Linked DNA regions of Homo sapiens: region 1 is linked to region 2. The links are chromatin loops, found by intact Hi-C in ENCODE. Cell type or tissue: breast epithelium. All regions are shown on one strand. Links, peaks and the distances in the headings refer to the core of each region. The heading gives the core; the rest is flanking DNA. Region 1 has its middle 98 kb from the start of LINC02493. Region 2 holds the start of LINC02493 (long intergenic non-protein coding RNA 2493).

What was found. A loop is a pair of places that touch in the nucleus more often than their neighbours do. Peaks named below come from ENCODE experiments on the same cell type or tissue, not always from the same donor. Only the 100,000 strongest peaks of a DNase experiment are listed, where the experiment ranks them.
Region 1: a loop joins it to region 2, with 34 times the contacts of the local background. A loop is called at or near these places in 2 of 110 quality-filtered maps.

What each region holds. Positions count from the first base shown.
Region 1 is chr4:17,082,858-17,094,091 of GRCh38, reverse strand. No RefSeq gene overlaps it. Among named protein-coding and RNA genes, the nearest start is that of LINC02493, 98 kb to the left of the region's middle. RefSeq lists an enhancer at 829-918 and a silencer at 6,330-6,516. In breast epithelium, for the core only: no CTCF peak of the experiment used is centred there; no DNase peak of the experiment used is centred there.
Region 2 is chr4:17,182,785-17,194,018 of GRCh38, reverse strand. LINC02493 (long intergenic non-protein coding RNA 2493) reads left to right here and starts at 7,962. Exons shown (of 6, transcript NR_125919.1): 1 at 7,962-8,168. In breast epithelium, for the core only: no CTCF peak of the experiment used is centred there; no DNase peak of the experiment used is centred there; H3K27ac peaks cover 2,085 bases.

The sequences.
Region 1 (11,234 bases), core at 1,373-9,372, 100 kb after region 2:
GAAAGGCTGTGAGAATGGTCATCATAGTTCATTCAAACTGCATGTTGCCCTTTCAGTTTTAGGGTTTTTAACATGTCACACAAAAATAATTTTATACATATACATAGAAAAATAATTTCCTGAGTGCTAATTTTGCCCAGAAATGGAAAAAAAATAGTCATCAGGAAATTCATACAATGCTTTATGCCAAAATTAAGTCTCAAAAGTGACTTTTCAAAAAGCAGAGATCTGATTGCAGCACTCCCTGCTCTAAAACCTTCCATACAATGCAGGATACAATGCATCCTTCATACAACGTGAAGGATGTTAGGGGAGCTTTTGGTTGACGGTGTGGACTTCCTCAATGAGACTGGAGATAGCATCTCATGTAGAGAGTAAGAGAGAAGGTGGCAGTGGAGCGTGCTTTGGTAGAGGCAAGGTCCAGAGGTAACACGACCTTTCTCTTGTTACCAACGAAGCCAGTCCTCCCCAAAATGGGATATTTCCCTTTTCAGTGCTGTGAAGCCAATATGCAAAACTGAAAGTGAGCATTGAGTGATAGAGATTTTATTCCACAGCCATGGAATTGAGAGGCAGGAGCTCAGCTCCCAAATCAACCTTTCAGCTCATGAGAGCTGGGAAGCCAGAAATATAGGACATATTTAGTGAAAGGGCTGGGCATTAAAAACAAGGGGAGGGATATTCATATCTTTTCTGGTAATGGGCAGACAACTTCTGGGAACCAGAGTACTGCTTTCCTTTTTGTCTTTTTATAGTTTCTTCTGGTCAGTGTCATGGTGATTGTCAGCTGTCATGGTACTATGGGAGTGTCATTTAGCATGGAAATTAGGTTATAACAAAGTTAGAGGTTCTTCTTAGGTCAAGAGAGCTGCTGTCTTAGATCTCACAAGTCTTGACTGGTTTGGCCACGAAGGGGAACTTCTGACCACAGGCATCCTGTTTCCTAAAGGTCAGTAGAGTTAGGGCAGGGTAGAAACTCACCTATGCCCTGTAAGCTTTACACTGGTAACACTCCAACCTGAAGGGAGGATAATAATTTTAAGGACACAGACCATTTTCTTAAGTCTTTACATTCCTACTCCCTACCCGACCTTGTCCAATACACTTCCTTTCACATAGCAAGTCCTCATTAAATTTTTAGAGATGAATCAGAATGAGCCCCTTGGCCTCTTCCTGGCAGTGCTTGCCTCCTTTTCACTGTTGTTCCCCCATCCCATCCCAGTTACATGCTGATTTACTAAGCTGGGCTTGACTGTGCACTGACATTTAGTTTGTAGGTGATAGACACCCAACTCAAATTGCCCTGAGGGGAAAAAAGAGGGGAATATTTTCTCACAAAACTGAAAAGTCTAGGGAGAAAAACCATATCCAAAAGGCTAAAAATTGCCATGAGGATATAGAGTCTTTACCTCCCAAAGGTCCATTTCTTTCTGGATGAGGGTCATTCTCCTTCCCTGTAGTGGCCCTCCTGAACTTCAGGTCTGAATATCAGGAATGGACAAAGTGCTTCCTTATCAAATAGTCCCAGCACATAGTGCTGATTGAATCTTCTTTACTGAGATTGTACCAAGTGCCTATTTGTGAACCAGGCCAAACCTGAGATTTGTGTCCACCTCAAAGGCAAGGGAGGGTGTTAAGACCACCTAAACTCAGGGATTAAAGTGGAGAAAGGGTGGCTTTTGGAGGAAAGTTGGGGTGCTGATAGGAGAGAGAATAAAGATGAACACCAAGGAGGAAAATTTGGGGATTGAAACAATCATCAACCCACCTGGTATAAATTGTCTTCTTTTTTATATTTGATGGTGACTGTGAACTTCAAAGTGGCATTTCCTTGCATGTGGCCAGTTGCAGGTGGCTGACAGTTCAGCACAGATGCTGTAATGACTAAATCAGAAAGTCCATTTTCATACTCTCTGTTCATCCATTCCCAAAGATGTTTATGAGCACTTAGATTGCAGCTTCCGGACACCAGGAGAAAACATCACTATCACGCGACGTTATAATTCTAATACCAGTCATTGGGAAAGGAAGCATAAATGATAATAATCTGGGGAAAAGCCATCTCTCCTTCTCATTTCCTGCCTGTGTGCCAGGCTGTGCTCTACTTTGAAAGGAAGCAGGGGGAGCATATTTGAATGTGTCCTTCCGTCACTATCAACACTGTCACTGCTGTAGTTCCAGTCTTCAAGGTCTTTTTCTGGGATTACTCTTTGGTCTCCCAAATCAGAGTTCCAGACTGTCCTCTACTTACCTTAGTGCAACCTCCGCTCTGGTGCTTGGGTGATCTTTGGAAGGCAAATCACAGTGCACAACAACACCCTGCAGACCTAGTCATGTCATTCCGGTTGCTCACCTGTCTAACTCTAGCAGGATTATTTCTCAAACATTCACTATTTGCCTCCACATTTTACAATATTTTTAGCTGTATCATGTACCATCTTTACAATGCTTTCTTTAATATTTTCTTTAAATGTACTCTTATTTTAAACTTGCCCTTGTCCTAAGCAATAATTTTCATTACATTTCAGTTTTGATGTGTTGCTTTTTCTTCATTGAACATGAAGGAAAATTAAAATAAGTAAACAATGATTTTTAAATGTTTCTAAAATGATCTGCTATGCCAACAAGGGTAACATGCTCTTTTTTGGGAGCACTAGCCCTCAGGATTAAATCCCAAGATGAGATAGCCTTAGGTCTTCTTGATCTGGCCCCAGATCACCTTTCTGGCCTTGTATCTTACTCCAGTTGGTTCTCCGGGCTCCAGGGATTTTGCACCCTTCACATATCGTGATCCCTTAGGCTCTGTGCCTTTGCATATACAGTTCCTTCTACTGGAATTATGCTCTTTCACTTCCTTCTTTGCTGGACAGACCATTTTTACTCTACAGTAGTCACCCCCTTCGTGAGACTCTGCAAAGTGATTATTGTCCCTTCTACTAACAGTTGATTCAACTGTGAGCTGGACATATTGTACTGTGTCTGTGGATTACTCAGCCAACTTTCTTTTTTTCCCTCAGTCAGAAGCTCCCATCAGGTATGGGGAGAGGTGATATGTATATGTATTCTGGAGCCAAGCACAGAGACACCCTCATGAAGGTTTGCTGTGCTTTCTAGAGTCCTGCTTGGTCATATCTGTTCATTTTCTCCTTCCTCAATACCAGTAAAGATCATTTTACTTTCAGAAACTGCAACAGTAGGTATTTGCAGAAGGTCCATGGCTCATTCTGTGGGTACCATGTCTGCCCACAGAACAACCCATTATGATTAATTCCACAAAGCAGTGATCCTTGCTTCTTTTCTGGTCAGTTATAACAGAGAGTTATATACAGAATGTTCCTATATGTGATACTCTACCTTGGAAAAGCACAGGGTTATTATCTACATTTTCCTAAATGGTAACCATAACTCCATCTCCTCCTTTCTCACCCAAGGTAGCAAACTCAAAATGGCAGTGAGAGTTGTGTTACCAAAGAAATAAAGTGGGAGGTAGAGGTTGCAGTGAGCCGTGATTGCACCACAACACTCCAGCCTGGGTAAGAAGAGCAAAACTCTGTCTCAAAAATAAATAAATAAATAAATAAATAAATAAATAAATTGCAAATATTTTAAATTGTTAGATTGGTTCAAAAGTCACTGTGGTTTTGCCATTACTTGTAATAATTATTTTTAGCAAAAATCACATGTGAAACATCTCACAACTGAGTGACGTTTTCCCCACTATAATACAAGCTCCAGGAACACAGGTATTTTGCTCGGATTTTTTTTCCCTACAAGTACATTCCCAGCATCTGGGCAAAATGCCTTAAACATAGTAGATGCATGGGAAATATTTGTATTAAATGATTTCACTCATGTATTGCTGGCACAGCACTGGATTGTGTGAGTGGAATAACTGAGTGCTTGTAGGATGGGTTAAGGGAGGGGAGATATTACAAGGTAAGAAGATGTGCACAAAACTTGATCTATAGCCTAAACTCCTTAGAGCCGTGCATAACTACACTCCAAATGTGCACTGATGCTCAATTCATGGCTGCTTGTCATTGTAGTTTTGTTTTTTTTTTTTATTTGAAATGGAGTCTCACTCTATCACCCAGGCTAGAATGTGGTGGCGTGATCTCAGCTCACCGTAACCTTCACCTCCCGGGTTCAAGCAATTCTCCTGCCTCAGCCTCCCACACAGGCGTGTGCCACCACACCCAGCTAATTTTTTTGTTTTTAGTAGAGATGGGTTTTCACCATGTAGGCCAGGCTGGTCTCAAACTCCTCACTGTTTGTCACTTTGAATTTTCACAATCAATAAACACTAACAAAACAACTTTTCTTTTGTGGTGGCGTATGATATGATAATATCATATATAATGTTATATTCCATTACTATGTATAGTCTGTTAATAGGGGGTTCGTACGAGGATTATCTTTGGATGGAACAGGTTATCTGTATATTTTATAGGCTTTTAAAATTTTTATTTCGATTTCTGCATTGTAGAGAAATTGCTGTAGGTTTCTTTTTTTTTTTTTTTCTTAGATAGAAGGGTCCTCTCACCCCCTTACCAAAAGGTCCTTTAATAGGGAGTTCATACAAGGATTAACTTTAGATGGAACAGATTATATGTATATTTTATAGGCTTTTAAAATTTTTATTAAGATTTCTGAATAAAGAGACATCGCTCTAAGTTTCTTTTTTTTTCTTTTCTTTCTTCTGATTCTTTTTTTTTTTTTTTTTTAGATAGAAGTGTCCCCTGACCCCCTTACCAAAGGGAGGGATCTTCATCCTAGAGAGGATGGTGCCCACTGCTCCGAACACACCTCCTGCCTTGCCTGTTGACACCTTCCCTTCTCTGCACCCCTGTATGGCTCCTCCCTCACCCCAAGAATCCCAATGCTTCAATTGCCCCTTCATGTCTCTCAGTCTCACCCGAAGCTGCTCCTTTCCCCCACCACTGCGTAGTTGATGGGGACATAGACATACAGGCAAAGAAGCCGGGTTAGGTGCTCTTCGTGATCCCTCTGCCATGAGATTATGTGCTTTTAACTGTGAGCTACCTAAGATGACAGCTTAGAGAAGGCCTGCTTTGAGCTCGTCATTTCTCTTTTGTCTGGCACTTTCTTTCCTTTTAACAGTATTTATTGATATCATAGGTTGCCATGTATCATGGTGATTACCAATGTATTAGTCCGTTTTCATGCTGCTGATAAAGATATACCCAAGACTGGGTACTTTATAAAGAAAAAGAGGTTTAATTGACTCAGTTTCATATGGCTGGGGAGGCCTCACAATCATCGCAGAAGATGAAAGGCACATATTACATGGCAGCAGACAAGAGATAAGGGGAGCCAAATGAAAGGGGTTTCCCCTTATAAAACCATCAGATCTCATGAGACTTATTCACTACCAGGAGAACAATATGAGGGAAACCATGCCCATGATTCAATTATCTCCCACCGCGTCCTTCCCACAACACATGGGAATTATGGGAGGTACAATTCAAGATGAGATTTGGGTGGGGACACAGCCAAACCGTATCAACCGATATGCGGTGGTGTTAGCCATTGTTAATGATGAAAAGAACAAAGGCAGAAATGTTCAAAGCTCCAGCACCATGATCCCCAGACACAATACCTTCCTCATCACTACCTAGAGCTGACAATTGCCAAAGAGCACCCATCACTTCTAATGTTTTCTGTTTGTCTTGGGCAGAAGTCAGGTCTTCAAAGGCTTCTGAGCCAAAGATTGAGACTTCTCTGAAAAAAAGCATCTTAAAGTCAAGCCTCATGATAAATTGGAGAGAGTATTAAATGCCACTAAAAAACAAACCAAATAAGGTAAAAGACTTTGGGTTGGGATGTTTAGGGCCTTTCCTGGCTACACAAGGCCTGTGTCCAGCAAACCCTCTTGGCGAATAAAACACTGGCCAGAAATGACCCCCAAAGGCCTTGCTGATTCCCCAAATTAAAAATACTGTGGGCTTTAATATCCAACTGAAGCCTCCATTGGCCTAACATCTTTTCTAAGCTGCAACTAAGGCTATTATTTTTACACAGTCATTAAAACCAGAAGTCCACTCATAAAGAGAAGATCAAATTTGAAAGGAAATGTAAAGTAAAAAAAAATCTGGACTTCAAAACTTAATCGTAATAATGCCAGGAGCCATTCCATCCCATTTCTGATTTATGCTTCCTACAAATAAAGATTGGTAAATTGAAAGTTTTTATTTGGCATTTATTGTGCATTTCGGAGGATTTGTAAATCTGGCATTTGATTTGTTGGCATTAGGGCTGCCGTAGAGGACTTGTAAATCAGTTTTCTGATGTGGCAAATCAATTTTGTTTTAGAGATGAAGCTCAGTGGCTAAGTGAGATGGGAGTACAAAGAGATATAAATTTTGTGGGCTTCAGACAGGAGAGTGTCATGAGCAGGACCAAGGGAAGCCCTCCCCGCATCCTGGAGGAACCAAAGTCTCAAGGATTGCAGATCTTAGATTATGGGTTGCAAACTGGCTTCCATGGGCCAAAATATATTCCATAAATGTGTTTTATGTAACTCATAAAATGTTTTTGTTTTTAAATGTTGGATTAACGGTCATCCCTGGAACACTTCATGTAGAAATTCAAGTTGAAGTACTATCTCTTGAAAAAGCATCAGAAGTTCCTGCCACTTGGCCTGTGAGTCCTCATGGCAACAGCCAGCTGCAGTTGCAGAGCTGTGGCCTCCGTTACCTGAGGCATGAGCCTCTAAGTCGGCCACAGTTCCTACCTGGCCTCTCTACTCACATCACCTTCTTGCCCCCTAGGAACATTTGAGCTCATGACCCTATTGTAGGCACTAGAACATTCTGAAGGCTAAGTTCAGGAAGCAAGCATACTAAAAAATTATTTGTTGTTTATCTGAAATTGAAATCTAACTTGGCATCCTATAATTATACCTGATAACCCTACTGTGGTAAGCAGAATTCTAAGGTGGCCCCTAAACTGTCCACACCCCTTATGTATATGCTCTATATGATGCCCTCCCCTTGAGTGGGGCAAGACTGTGGCTATAATTAGGTTATGTGACAAAAATGAAGACATTTTGCAAATGTAATTCAGGTCCCTGATGGGTTGACTTTGAGTTAATCAAAAAGAAGATTATTCTGGTTGAGTGTGGCTTAATTGGGTGAGCCTTTCAAAGACATTGTTCTCTTCTTGAAGGAAAAGGTATAGAGTATAAGCGGTTCCTCTGCTAGTCCTGAAGAAGTAGACAGCCATGTGGAGAGAGAGAGCCAATGGAGGAGCACATGTGACTACCACCTGAGAGCAGTCCCCAGGTACAACTAGGAAGAAATGGTAGTTCCAGTTATGCAGGCTGACCAACACGTTGATTTCAGCCTTGTAAGACCCTCAGAAGAGAGCCCAGTTGACTCATGCCCCTGGAAACTCTGAGATAATAAGTTGGTGGTGTTTTGAGCCTCTGAGTTTGTGGTAACTTACTAAACAGCAATGGAAAACTAATACACACATCCACATCAAACTCTGTCTTTTTCTTTGTCCTTTTGTAAATCAAGACAAATTTCTTTGTCTTCTTTTTTTTTTTTTTTTTTTGAGATGGAGTCTTGCTCTGTTGACCAGGCTGGAGTGCGGTGGCATGATCTTGGCTCATTGCAACCTCCATCTCTTGGGTTCAAGTGATTCTCCTGCCTCAGCCTTCCAAGTAGCTGGGATTACAGGTGCTGCCACCACACCTGGCTAATTTTTGTGTTTTTGGTAGGGACGGGGTTTCACCATCTTGGCCAGATTGGTCTTGAACTCCTGACCTCAGGTGATCCACCCACCTTACCTCCCAAATTGCTGGGATTACAGGTGTGAGCCACTTTGTCTTCATTTAAAAAATTTTTGGTCACTTTTTGGTAATTCCAGAGGTACTCATAAATCCCAGATGAGGGAAATGATAAGTCATTTTCTCTCTTAACTAGGTGATGCTCAGGATTAGTTTTATTTTGAGAGTTCTAATATGCTGACTACCAGCAAAACCCATGTTTTTGTCTATGCAGAGGAAGTTTAATGTAAATAGTCACATGACAGCATAGGCCAGGGTTTAACCTGGACTCCCTCAGTTCTCTCTTGGCTTCTCTTGCCTTACTTCCTCTTCCCTTCATGGCCTCTCTTCCATCCTGGTGGACTTCTAACTTCTCTTTTTTGCCAACACTTATTTCTCCATCTTTTCTAATTTAAATTCCTAATCATAGGAATCTAATGGGACTGGTCGCTCCCTGTTCCTGAAACGTTTTTGGGCCAGGCCACATTAAAAAATCTGAGAAGTGGGGCCTGAGAAATTAGGAATTCTGGTTATCTGTTGCGGTGTAACAAGCCATCCCAAAACTCGTTCGTGACTCTGCAATTGGGAAGGGTTCAGTGAGTCCAGCTTATCTCTGCTTCATGAGGTATCAACCGAAATGATTCAAATGGGGCTGAAGGATCCATAGCCCAGATGACTCGCTCACATACCTGGAAGTTGGTACTGGCTGTTGGCTGGGAGCTCAGTGGAGGCTGCTGGCCAGGGGCCTAGGTTCCTTCCCACATGAGCCTCTTTACATGGCTACTTGTGCTTCTCTGCAGCATGGTGACTAGCATTTCAAAAGAGAGGAAGTAGAGGTTACAACCTCAGAAGGCCTCCCTTTGGAAACTGACATTGTATCATTTCTGCTATATTCTTTCGGCTAGGCAAGCACAGATTCAAGGAGAGGAGGCATAGATGACCTCTGTCTTCTTTATAGGAGGGTGCCAAAGAATTTGCTGCCGTATTTTTAAAATCAGAGTGTCTGAATTATCAACCTGTTATTTTACTGTGAGTCAGGTGATCATTTCTAGTTAAATTATCGTGGCTGAGGAGTGATTGTTTGGTACTGAATATGGCCCCTGCTATAAAGGCAAAAACACTGGCTGTGTCCCTTCGCAAGGGATGTGATTGAGGCAATTTTCCATAGAAGGTATATCAATTTATTTTGTGCTGCTATAATAGGATACCTGAGACTAGGTAATTAATAATGGACAGAAATCTCTCTCCTCTCCCTCTCTGTCTCCAAAATTTGTGCCATTGATATCAAGAATATCAACATATTCTTGATTTTAGTCACTTATCAATAATTGTGTTACAAATGAATTCTCCCAGTTGGGAATTTGTTATTACTGTCTTTAAAATGTCTTTAATGAGTAAAAACATCTTAAACTTCTTCCCAAATTTTTTTCAAAATTTGATATTCTTCCAACTTTTTAAATTATTGTCCATCACAAATTTGTCCAAAACATTATTTTTCAATCAATTGGCTGTAAAGTTACATTTTAATCTTGATTTACATTTTCCTAATTACTATGGGGATTGAACATCTGTTTGTATTTTTCTTTTTTAGCCTGTTGTATTTCTGCTCCTATTTTGTTCCTGTTCATACTTTTAAAATCCATTTTTCATTAGGGTATTTTGTCTTTTTGTTTTGTATCTAAAGGAGCTATTTACTTATTTTTTTAAAGACGGGGTTTCACCATGTTGGCCAGGATGGTCTCGATCTCCTGACCTTGTGATCCGCCTGCCTCAGCCTCCCAAAGTGCTAGGATTACAGGCGTGAGCCACTGCGCCTGGCCTAAAGGAACTTTTTATGTACTCTTTATATATTCTTGATTCTAGTCACTTATCAATTAATTGTGTTACAAATTAATTCTTGCAGTTGGTAATTTGTTGTTTTACTTTCTTTAAGATGTCTTTAATGAGTAAAAACATCTTAAACGTCCTCTCAAATTTTTTATAATAAATAGGCATTTGTTTTAAAACAGGGAAAAATTTGTAAAATGTCCCAGGTGAAATATTTAATATACATTTCACTTTAAAAATGTGTATGCGTGTGTGTGTTTATTTGCAAGGACATATACAACAATTTTGACATGTAGTATCAAAAATAAGGTTGTAAATATTATTAAATATCTTCATACTTTTTGTGTATTTAATGTTATGCAATTAATATTTACTGTCTGGAAATTAATAATGAGATTACTGAAATTTTAGAAAAAAATTAAAATCTGGCAAAGTAAAAAAAAGACTGCTTTCTATATCAAAATAAGGTGATTCTAACACAGGCAAATAATTAGCTATATCTAATGCCTTATATAGTGAGGTCACGAACCATCATTTCAAGTATAAAACATGTAAATTGCCTTAATTTCTTAAAATACATAGCTCCAGAGAAGCCTTAAAAATAACATAATCATTGTCATTCGTTAGTATTATCATTATTGAATCAAAGAAGCTAAAGTTCAACACCAGGGCTTTATGATGAAAACCAACACAAAATAAATCACATCCACTACTTGAGCCCCACTGTGATGAGACTGAGTAGAACTTTTTCCAGAGCCAGATACACAGCTCTTTTTTTTTTTTTTTTTTTTTTTTTTTGAGACGGAGTGTTGCTCTGTCGCCCAGGCTGGAGTGCAGTGGTGCGATCTCAGGTCACTGCAAGCTCCGCCTGCCAGGTTCACGCCATTCCCCTGGTGCAGCCTCCTGAGTAGCTGAGACTACAGGTGCTCGCCACCTCGCCCAGCTAATTTTTTGTATTTTTGTAGTAGAGACAGGGTTTCACCGTGTTGGCCAGGATGGTCTCGATCTCCTGACCTCGTGATCCACCCGCCTCAACCTCCCAAAGTGCTGGGATTACAGGCGTGAGCCACTGCACCCAGCCGATACACAGCTTCTTAAAGGCCAGTTAGGAAGCACACTTCTAAATTCATATTTGGAGAAACAAATGAATTTTTGAACAAATGAATTGGTAGGCTTAGAATTTCTGTCACCACTTAGGCGTATGATATGAAAATTTATAAGACTGATCACAACCCTTACATCACACGGTATTGGGAGAGGGTGTGTCAAAAACTAATTCAGTGCATATTAGAACACACTGAGTTCAGGATTTATTAGAACTTCACATGCTGGCCCTCACTGATTTTGTTGCTAGAAGGATAATAACTATATTGCATGTTTAAAAAATGTATAACCATTGTTGAAAAGAAAAGGTCAGGTAGGAGTTACAGATTTGAGTGGAAATTTCTTATATAGTAACAACTATTGCTTGTGTAATCCATCAAAGTTTTAAAATGACTCTTGACTTCGTAAAATCACTTCATACCCGTGATAATCTTATGAAGCACAGAAGAATCATTAGTTCCAAGGAGGCAATCAAATCTCAGGAGGTGTACATTCCCGAAGAAACGTAATG
Region 2 (11,234 bases), core at 1,067-9,066:
AGTGCTGACATTCAGGCCCCACCTTGGACCTAAACTCTGGCAGTGGTGCCTGGTTATCATGTTTTTTAAAATGCATATTACATTACAGACTTTTTAAACAAGATTAATGAATTTATATCAGGCAAATCAAAACAAAAGAAAGGCAGAATAATAATATGAATATTACTCAAGACAGATTCAAGATACAGTGTGTGTATTAAATGACACACAAAGTGATGTTTAATTTTGATGTAGCATATATGGATAGGTCTTTAATATTTGAGATGTGAGCATTTCTATGAATCCAAATTACTTTGGAACTTTCTTTAATTTCATCTATCTGATTGACAAGAAGAACAGTGGGCTCTCTTGGGGAATTGGGGCCCTCGTGACCCTTCCTGAGATCATTGAGAGCCTAAGCAGCCTACAGAGGATGTCCATCCAACTCCAACCCCAAAGCAAGGAGAGCCCACTTCCTGTACCTCCTCTCTACAGTGACTTCTCACTGTTGTGCAGCAAGCACAGGCCTTTCTCTGTCCTGCCGACATAGCTGGACCACACGGAGGAAAGTCTCTTTCATGCTGGCTGCTACTGTATCTCACTAGCCCAGCTACCAGCACAAGCCAGATGACCATTTGAAGGAAAGCATCTCTACTTCCTCAGGGATGCACTCTGTTCTTTCACAGTTAGCCCTGTTTCTTCTAAGGTTCAATGCCCCAAATCCATCCATCTACCTGTTGTAAAACTCAAAGTGCAACACTTGTTCTAGCTTTGAATTCATCATGGAAGATAACAGATTTTGCTGCATAAACAACCACCCCAACTCTTACTAGCTTAAGATAACAACCATTAGTTACTGCTCTTGAGTCAATGGGCTGGGTGGGTTCTGCTGAACCAGGCCAGGATAGGCTGATTGTGGCTGGGCTCTGTCATGTATCTGTGGGCAGCTGGAAGATCAGCTGGGGTCTGGCTGGTCTGGGATGGCATCAGTTGGAATGGCTGGTCTGTCCTTGCTGTGGTCCCTTATTCTCTACCAGGGTGGTTTGAACTCATTCATGTCACAGCAGCAGCGTTCTAGGAACAAGAGGAAAGGTGTGCAAAGGCTTTTGAGGCTTAGGCTTGGACCTGGCACAATATCACTCTGAGACTCTGTGAGTCACAGGGTCATTCCAGGTTCAAAGACTGAGGAAAAAGGTCCCTCCAGTTGGTGGGAAAGTTTGCAAAGTCTCATTGCAAAGGTGCACAGATTCTGGGAGGAGAGGTCAATTTCCATATTTGGAACCATCAAGCTTTCATCCCTTTCATTTCTTGGACCAGGGTCACCACATTTAGTTGTACAGGCTTCATATTACACAGTTCCAGGGAGTGTGAGTCACATTCTAATTCTGTTCCACAAGGAATAAATCCCATCAGTCTTTCTTAAGATGCTCTTCAGATACTTGAAGAGAGCTATTCACTCACTACATACACACACACACATGCGCGCGCGCACACACACACACACACACACACACACACACACACACCCTTCCCAAGGGCAACTTAGTTTACTACCAAATTGGTTTCTGGGACATGAAAACAAAGTCTGCTATTCTAAAATTCAGCTAATGATGTTAACATATTACAGGTTTAAATATACAGAATCTCTTTACTTCAGCTATTTTACATGGTGGCATTAAACTTGCTTAAGCTACAAAAACTTACACTGTTGACCCTTTAAAATAAATATTTATAAGTTTCATTTTTAGAAAAAATGTTTGAGTGTCTATTGGTTTGTATTATCTACAGCTAAATATATTCTGCAGTTAGTTTAGCATTATTATTTCTAAAAAATAATCCTTGGGCTTAAGTATACATTTTTGGTGAGGCTATGAGATCATTCAAGTAAATGAAGAGCCTTGACATTGTTATATCTCTTCCTTATTTTCATGAAAAAGGGGACTTTCATTAGGGCAGAGTTTTCATTTTGAAAATATTATTCCATTAAGATTGTTGCATTGCTGGGAGAGTAGATGAGTATCTATTTCTGTACATTAAGATCCAAATTCCATGTAAACTGCCTCCTTGAAACTAACGATGCTATTAATAGGTTCCTCCAGTGTTCTGTTCAGCATGGAGAGTAGGAGTGAGGCAGCATCTTTAATTTACTGAGGGTTGGAACACCTTTATACAACTATTATTTCTGGAAGCAACCTTTACCTTTCTGAATGATGTATTTGTGCAATAGGATGGATGTTACAGATTTGCATTATCAGAGGATAGAAATCACTCATTTCTGCAATATCTCTGGCAAGCTGATATTAAATGCATTTTTTTCTTTATTAAACTGAAATTGAGAGTTTATTAATCTTAATTTTAAAAAATACTGTATTCAAATCAACCAAATCTCATTAAATATATTTATAGTAAAAACTTGCTAATTTGGTCATGTTCGTTAGGAATCTGTGATTATTTGGAGAAGGCCTGGGGTAAAGTTCATCTATTAGCAATATCTAAAAGATGGATTAATAAACAAAAAAATAGTTTGAACCCAATTTCAAGGAGAATATATATCTTTTAAACAATAAAGTCTGCTCTTAAGTCCTTAGAAACACCTATTTCACTCCAGACAACATAATGAAAGGTTATTTCTGTTGAAACGCATGTTTGTGTGCTAATTATGAAACGTTCTTGCCTTCTGAATGAGGAAAGCCTCGAGATATGCTTGAAAGAAATAAACCTACAGTTCTGTGAAAATATTATATAATTTAGGCCACTGCTGAATAATAGTTTATGCATGAGAGTCAATTCAGGAAGAAATAAAATGTTTGCAAGCTATGTTTATTTTTTTCTTTCTGTTCAAAGCAGGATAAAGTTAATGAGAAAATTGATATTCAGCCACTAACATATTACCATTATCAGGACATATTAATATCAGATTTTGAGAAGTAGCAGTAGAATATGCTTTTCTATTTCTTGCACTTTCCATTTTGAGACCTTTTAGAGTTTACTTAGGGATGTTAGTGTGTGGTACTTCACTTTTTGCCCAAGTGATACCTGAATTAGAGTCTCACTTTGTTGACAGAGATGCTCACACAGGTGAAGTCACACAGAGAGATGGCCACAGCACTGGAGTGAAAACTGGTCCGTTTCATTCAGGGCTTCATGTACCACAGGTGGAGTGGATGAGGAGCTGTGCTATAGAGAAGGATGCTGCAGGTGCTGCTGATGGAAGCCTCCACCTCCCCGCTTCCTCTCTCCTGACCAAGCTTGTCTCTAGTCTCAGCTTCACCTGCAAATGCTGCATGGAACTGAGAATGTCCTTTGACTTTCTGAACTTCAGTTTTCTTGTTCATAAAAGGGAGGCTTCGATTTGATTCGTGTTTCTAAAACATCATTCTTCCACCTACCATATGCCAATTTTTGCCATGGCCATCATCCATCAGTATATGATATGGTTTGGCTTGTCCCCACCCAAATCTCATCTTGAATGCTCAACGTGTTGTAGGAAACACCTGGTGGGAGGTAACTGAGTCATGGGGGCAGATCTTTCCAGTGCCACTCTTGTGACAGTCTCATGAGAGCCGATGGTTATTATAAGGGGGAGTTTTCCTGCACAAGCTCTCTCTTTGCCTGTTGCCATCCATGTAAGACATGACTTGCTCCTTCTCACTTTCTTCTATAATTATGAAGCTTTCTCAGCCATGTGGAACCATAAGTCCAATTAAACCTCTTTCTTTCGTAAATTGCCCAGTCTCAGGTATATCTTTATCAGCAGCATGAAAACAAACTAATACAGTATCCTTGGCTTGATATCTCTCTATAATTTCGTGGACTTTGCCTTCCTAAATTTATTGATTTTCTAATTTATTGATTGCTCTCAGAGTCTCCTCTTGGTAGGCAAGTTTGCAAAGTCTCATTGCAAGGGTGCACAGATTTGGAAAGAGGAAACTTTCTACTGCTACCTTAAATGGAAAACCAGCATTACTTTGCAGGGAGAAAACCGTTAAATACCGTGAAACAAAACAATGACAGTCAGTCCTCACACATGCTGTTGCCTGTGTAACATGATGCAGCTAAGACCTCCTCCTGTCTGTTAAAAGGGAGACCAGCAAGTGTTAGAGAGTTGGGAAAGACAGCACTTCATGTAGACTTTCTCCTTGACACACTCTAGTAATGAAAGGCAATTGAAAAGGGAATACCTCTTTCCTTTTATGAGCCAAAGTCACTTAATTCATTATCTGTGCAGCACCCAAATGTCTTCTCTACCAGCTGTGGCCTGCGTCCTGCACTTTGAGAAACACTGACAGGGAGAGGGGGGTCTTTGAATGTTTTAAGAAGCTATCATTTATCCGATTTTAAAGACCTGAAAGATGGAACCCCCATGGCAATCAATGACTATCTTTCACAGCTGTCAGGTACTGGAGTTCTTTTTCTACTTCAGCCCTTCCTGCTGTTCTGGAAACTCCGGTTATATTAGCCAAGCCCCAGCAGAAGCAGAAACAGCTGTTCACCGTCTTCCCCTAAATTCCCCACTCGTGCTTGAAGATTGTTAGTGAGTCACCACTTGGTCTTTGTTTTTCTAAGCCAAATTATGTTGGGTCCTTAGCTCTCTCCTCTTCCATCCCATTTACCAATTATGTTTGTGACTGTCTGATTCCCAACAAATTTCTACATGCACCTTGTGGATCCTTGAATTCTTCCTAGTCCAAGGCCAAGGTGTAGAAGTTTTTTGGAGGTCTGCTATCTTACCCATATTACTTAAAGACACCTTTTCTAAGAGAAGCATCAAAGTGTATATAACACAACTTCTATCCCAGGACCAGGGTTTACTTGGCTGTCTCCTGCTCCTAGTTTCCTTCTCTAAATCTCTAGACCAGAGATGCCAAATGGGCTGCCAGAATACTGGAGCTGGTACTACTTGTGTCTAGCCCTGTGCTATTCCAGGTGTGATCTCTGGGCTGGCAGCATCAGTTCACCTGGGAGCCTGTTAAAAATGCACATTTTCAGGCCCCACCAAGACTTAACTGAACCAGAATCTCTTGGCATAGGGCCCCATAATCTGTGTTTTAACAAGCTCCCCAGTTGATGTTTAGGTCCAATAAAGTTGAAGATTTGGCTGGATCCCACATAATATTTTAAACATTTTTGCATATGGCTCTGATTTTTAAAAATTAGGTCTTTCATAATAATGCAACTTTCCAGCTTCTTTTTAAAAATTCCACCATCTGGAAATAATTTTCCAGACTTCACCTCCCTCCTGGAATCAAGCCTGTCAATATCTCCCAGTGATAATCTCCGCATGGTGATCCAGTGTCAGCTGCCATTTTCCATATGCAGGCATTATTGTTTTTCCTGGAGTGGAAGGAAGGTGAATGTAAATTACGTCTTGTACGTAGATTACTATCCAAAGTGGTCAAATGAAAGACCCAGAGGGCCATGGGATTCAGTGAAAAGGAAAAAGATTTCTGAGCGGAAGTGATGTGGCTTGCTTTAATCCTCTCCCTTGTTTTCCTAGCCCTGTAAACATTTGCATATGTGACTCCAAGTGTGTTTTAGATTTGTTTGACTTTTCCAGCGACAGCTTCTCCTTTGACTCTGCATATTGCATCTGATTCCTGCTCAAACCCTCTGCCTATTCAAACCCTGGGTCCTGACCTCCTGCAGCCTGCTCTGACCCTTGGCTGTTTAACTGCTGCATGGCATGGATGCCACAAGTCACTCTTCAATTGATTAACAACCCCCGTGCTTTTAGTTTAGTACATTGATTTGTTCAGAATGTGCTGTGCCACGTAGGATAGAGGAAAAGCCTGCCTTTGGGGAATAGGAGAGCTGAGTCTGATTTCAGGCTCTGCACTTACTGGGCTGTTAGGAGAACTAGTGAGAAACACATGGAAAGTTCCTATCATAGTGTCTGACACATAGTAAACACCAAGTCAATGGTATTTTTGATGGAGTTTAGTACTTGTTTATTTGGTAATAATGTTAACTATGTATTTAGCACCTATATGAGGCCAGGGCTGTGCTAACTAGACATTAGGGTACAAAGATGAGGTAAGGGAGTCAGGCACATAAATTCTTGCAATAAAGGCCTATGTACAAAATGCTCTGGGACTGTGGCTAGGAGGAGCATTTGAAAGATTTTGTGTATGTGGTTGTCGAGCTGGATAGTCAAGGCTGCATAAGAATTTTCTTAGCAGAGAAAAGAATGAAGGGCTACCTTGTGTATAAATACTCAGACATAAGAAAGAGTGTGGTGTGTTCTGTGAATCTTCCAAAAATAATGGTTAATTCGGTGTTCCTCTAGTGAATGGGAAGAGACCAACAACATATGAGATTGGAAAGGTAGACGGGTGAATGGTGAAAGGCACTTTCCCAAACTTATAAGAATTTAAACTTCACGTTGGAATAAAATTTGTGTTTTCAAAAGGCCACTCTTCAAAAGGATCTTCTCAAAAATCAATTAAATTATGCTCTATAGATTGTATGAGGAAGACATAGATATGAGAGAAGAATCTTAGAGAAGTTACTATCCAAAATGGTGGACAAATATTTTTAAGGGACAATGTAGTCTCAGATTTGTTGAAAACTTAGGGAACCCATTCCTCATGCATTCCAGTGAGTAAAAGTTTTCTGCATCAGACTTACAGCTAAGTCAACGCAAACTTTGTCATTGAAACTAAAAATGACCAGAGAGTGGTGAGAGTTGTTGCCTTGGCAACGCTGACAAAAGTACAGTCAGAGAAGGATTTACCTCCAGCTAGGCTGGGTAGGAATTTTCTGCAGCTAGGCTGTAGGTAAATTACTGTTTGGTGTACTTTGGGCCAGCAAGTTAACACCATAGAAAAGTCTAGCTTGGCATTTCCTGACTTGGAAGTGCTTTAATTTGCTCCTCTCGGCGAAGTGTCCCCATGGGCTTTGCTCTGGGTTGGCCCTTTGTGAGGCAAATGTGTGATTCGATGGGCTTTGACAGGCCTGCCAGGCCAAAAAAATATCTTGCCAGGCCCAACATTCCCACTCTGAGCTTTTTCTGTTGGTTAACACATTATTTCCAGAAAGCTCTGTCAAAATGTAGAAGCGTTACCGGAGAATTACAGCACAAGAAGCAAACAGCAGAGAAAAATGCAGGTAGTGTCAAAGAGAGAACACTAGATCGCCAGGCAGAGGTCTGGGTTCTACCCATAAAATAACCATAGCACAGTCCTCTGATCTTGGGCAAGTCTATTATTATGATTACTATTTGAATATTGGTTTCACTGTATATATTGATATAATATTTGTTCTCTACTGGGCAGCTATGAGGGTCAAATGATATAGTAAAGGTGTTTTGTAAACTGTAAAGTACTATGCAAAATATAAGAGGCTATTATTTTAAATGTGTCTAGGACTGAGGCAGAGGATATAATATTTTGATTGGGGTGAGGAAGGAACACACAGTGACTACAGCATGGGAAAAAAGGTTGTGGCAGAAGATGAGAAGAGTGGGGTGGGCTTCCATGAGGACATGGCATGCTTTTTGAGTCTTGTCTTCATGATACCCTAAGCCACTCTCTGTCTATCTCAGCCATCCTGAATTACTTGCCATCTACTCAACAGATCATGTTGTTTCATGTTTGCATTTTACAAAAACTGTTCTCTCTGCCTGGGTTTCCCTGCTCCATCTGGTCCACCTAAGTAACTATGTCTTCTTTAAAGATCCATCTAGATAGGTTAGATGCTTCACCACAGAAATACCCAATACCTTTATGTTATTTGTTTCATCACATGGCAATTATGTGTACATATTTGCCTTTTCCACTTAGATGGTGTTATGGAATGAATTGTGTCCCCACCATGCTCCCAAACCCCTAAATTCATACGTTGAAGCCCTAATCCTCAATGGAATTATGTTTGGAGACACAGCCTTTAAGGTGGTAATTAAGGTTAAATGAGGTCATAAGGGTAGAACCCTAATCCAATAGAACTAATGTCCTTATAAGGAGGGGAAGAGAACTGGAGTTTGAGTGCACAAAAAAGGCCATATAGGGGCCCAGGGAGAAGGCAGCCATCTACAACTCAAGACCTCATCAGACACTAACTCTTCTGGCACTGTTATCTTAGACTTCTGACTTTCAGAAGTGTGAAAAGATAAATTTCTGTCGTTTAGGTTACCAAGTTTGTGGCATTTTGTGATGGCAGCCTGAGGAGACTATTAGGTAGACATTTTGATGGTAAGCATCTTAAGGGCAAAGACTGAATATTACCCATTTTTGTACAAGCAGGGACTGGAAAATAGTAGATAGTAAGCATATAATTCTCGAATGAATGAATAAATTAATAATGTAGCACACTGGTCAGGCATGGTGGCTCATGCCTATAATCCTAGCACTTGGGGAGGCCGAGGTGGGTGGATCGCGAGGTCAGGAGTTCGAGAGCAGCCTGGCCAATGTGGTGAAACCCTGTCTCTACTAAAAATACAAAACTTAGCTGGGTGTGGCGGCAGGCGCCTGTAATCCCAGCTACTCAGGAGGCTGAGGCAGGAGAATCGCTTGAACCCAGGAGGCAGAGGTTGCAGTGAGCCGAGATTGCGGCATTGCACTCTAGCCTGGGCAACAGGGCGAGACTCCATCTCAAAAAATAAATAAATAATAATGTAGTGCACCTGGGCTCAGTTGGTGAATCAGGTGAGGCCAGAACCGGACTAGCTGTTTACTCTGGGGCAGTGACTGTGACTATGGAGGCCTGGAGAATGAACAGTAGCAGGAACTTAGTGTGGTCATAGAGCAAGTCAGGGCAGGCAGATGTAAAACCAGGAGAGTCCCACTGCAGGTCACAGGCAGATGTCCAGGCTGGCCCTGGAGTAGATGTCAGAGAAGTTTAGTATCAGAGGAGCCTGGGGATGTGGGTAATAATTGCCTAAAACCCTCTAAAGTACTCCATTATATACAGGATAAAGGCGAAGATTTTAACTCTGTCAATATGGTACTCTATGACATGGCCACAACCCACTCTCTCTGCCTACAGTCGCCCTGTAGGTTGCACAGTAGGTATTTGTTTGTCTGTTACAGGATTATGTCTTCTTCAGTTTTGTTTTTACCCAGTACCCACAAGAAGGCCTGCTATATTGTAGGTGCTCAATAAATGTTTGCCTAATGAATAGGATAAAGTCTAAGTAGGTTCTATTCTGAGTGTTTCTTAGTCACTTAAAAATCCTCTTTATAGGCAAGTGTCATAGAGCTGGTCACCAGGATTTTTAAGTGACTGAGAAACACTCAGAATAGAACTTTTTTGTAGGGTCTTACATTACTTTCATAGGGCTGCAGTATCACCAGAAACTTGGTGGCTAAAAACAACAGTAATTTTTTTCTCGTAAGTCCTTCCTTACCTCTTCCAGATTCTGTGGTTCCAGGTGTTCCTTGGCTTCTGGCTGCAAAAATCTAATCTCTGCCTGTCTTCCCTGGATTTCAGCTCTGTGTGTTCTCCTCTTCGTTCTGTGTCTTCTCTCCTTCTTTTCTCTATACTTGTCATTGGACTTAGGGTCCATCCTAATCCAGGATGATCTCATCTCAAGATTCTTAGCTTTATTATATCTGCAAAGACTGTTTTCCAAATAATGTCACATTCATGGTTTTGCATAAACGTATGTTTTGAGGGACCACTATTCAACCCACATAGATCCTCAGAGGATTTGCCACCAGGAAATAAGCTAAGGGAGCCATTGGTCAAAGTTGGATCTCAGATGAATGCTTAAGCTCATAGCTCAATTGCAGAGAGTGGTAGGAGGCAAATAAGATCATCAGCACAACTGGATTTGGTGTTAAATCCTTGAGCCATTGGCCTAGTGTCCCTTACATTGCTACAGACTAGTAAAGGAGCATAGAACCCAAAGAAAAGACGTGAAGACTAAGCAGCCTTGGTTTTGAGTTTGGAAGAATGCAAAAGCTGAAGTTTTTTTTTTCTTTTTATTTATATTATACTTTAAGTTTTAGTGTACGTGTGCACAATGTGCAGGTTTGTTACATATGTATACATGTGCCATGTTGGTGTGCTGCACCCATTAATTCGTCATTTAGCATTAGGTATATCTCCTAGAAGTTTTTTTTTTTCCTTTGACATTAAAGCCTGGTTTAAAAAAATACAGAGAGTGACACTATCCAATTTTTAAGAGAGTGAAGGGAAATGGTTACTTTCATATTGATGGTGAGGATAAAATTGGTACAACACTTTAATACTCAATGTATTGAAATTTTTAAAAGAAATTTGCATACACTGTGATCCAGCATTTCCTCAAGTAAGGCAAAGATTTGGCTGCAAGCATATAGCAACAGGAAAAAACTGGAAATCACCAGTATTTTCAACAATAGGTGATTATTTGACTACATGACAGTTATCATGAATTCAATAGGTGGAAAACCATATTCCTATTAAAAAACAAGCAAACAATTGGTGTTGCTGCAATGTACTCTTTGACCTGATGTGATGATCATAAATATTCTGCTGAGTGAAAAAAGCAGATTAAAAAGTATATACACAATATTGTGTATTTCACTATTTTAGTGAAAACATTTACATTTTACATGAAGATAAGGATGTGTGCACTCACATGTGAAGAGCAGTTATCTCTGGTTTGTGCAATTATGAATAATTTTTTTTTTTTTTGCTAATTTTTGTCTTTGGTCTATCATTAACATGTATTACTTATATGAAAATGCAAGTTATTTTAGAATATGAAAAATGTGGTCTCATTGAATAAACTTTTTCTAGACTATGTGTATTAGCTGCTACTATTATAGTTATCTAGCCACAATGATCTCTGATCTAATTTGCATAGTAATGTTAAAAAAAAGGCATTTATTCTTACGTTAGTAGGAAACAAGAACAGACAAGTGAATTTGTTTAAACATTTGTAAAGTGCCAGCAGCCTGGCTGGCTTGAGGATTCCAAAATTCATCTTAATGTTTTAGAACATGCTGGCTGCTGAACCTTCTGTGCTGTCCACACTCTGTGGCATTAAAAGCTGGAAATGTAACTGCTTCTCACTTTTGATCTACTTTAAATGATCGGATGTCAGATTAAGCGAAAGGGGGTTGGGGGAAAGCTCTTTGTAAATGGTGTGCAGCTGTGCAAGCAAGGGGCTTATTGTATCAGTGTCCCCGAAGGCATGTTGGAAATGCCATGGTTGGAGGGGCACCAAAACTCCCTTCCTTGGAGCCCCAGATTGCCTTGGAGGTGAGAAAGCAGCCTAATTGGGGGGAAGAATTAAGGGCCCACCAACTCAACCTGAGAGACTCCACTTG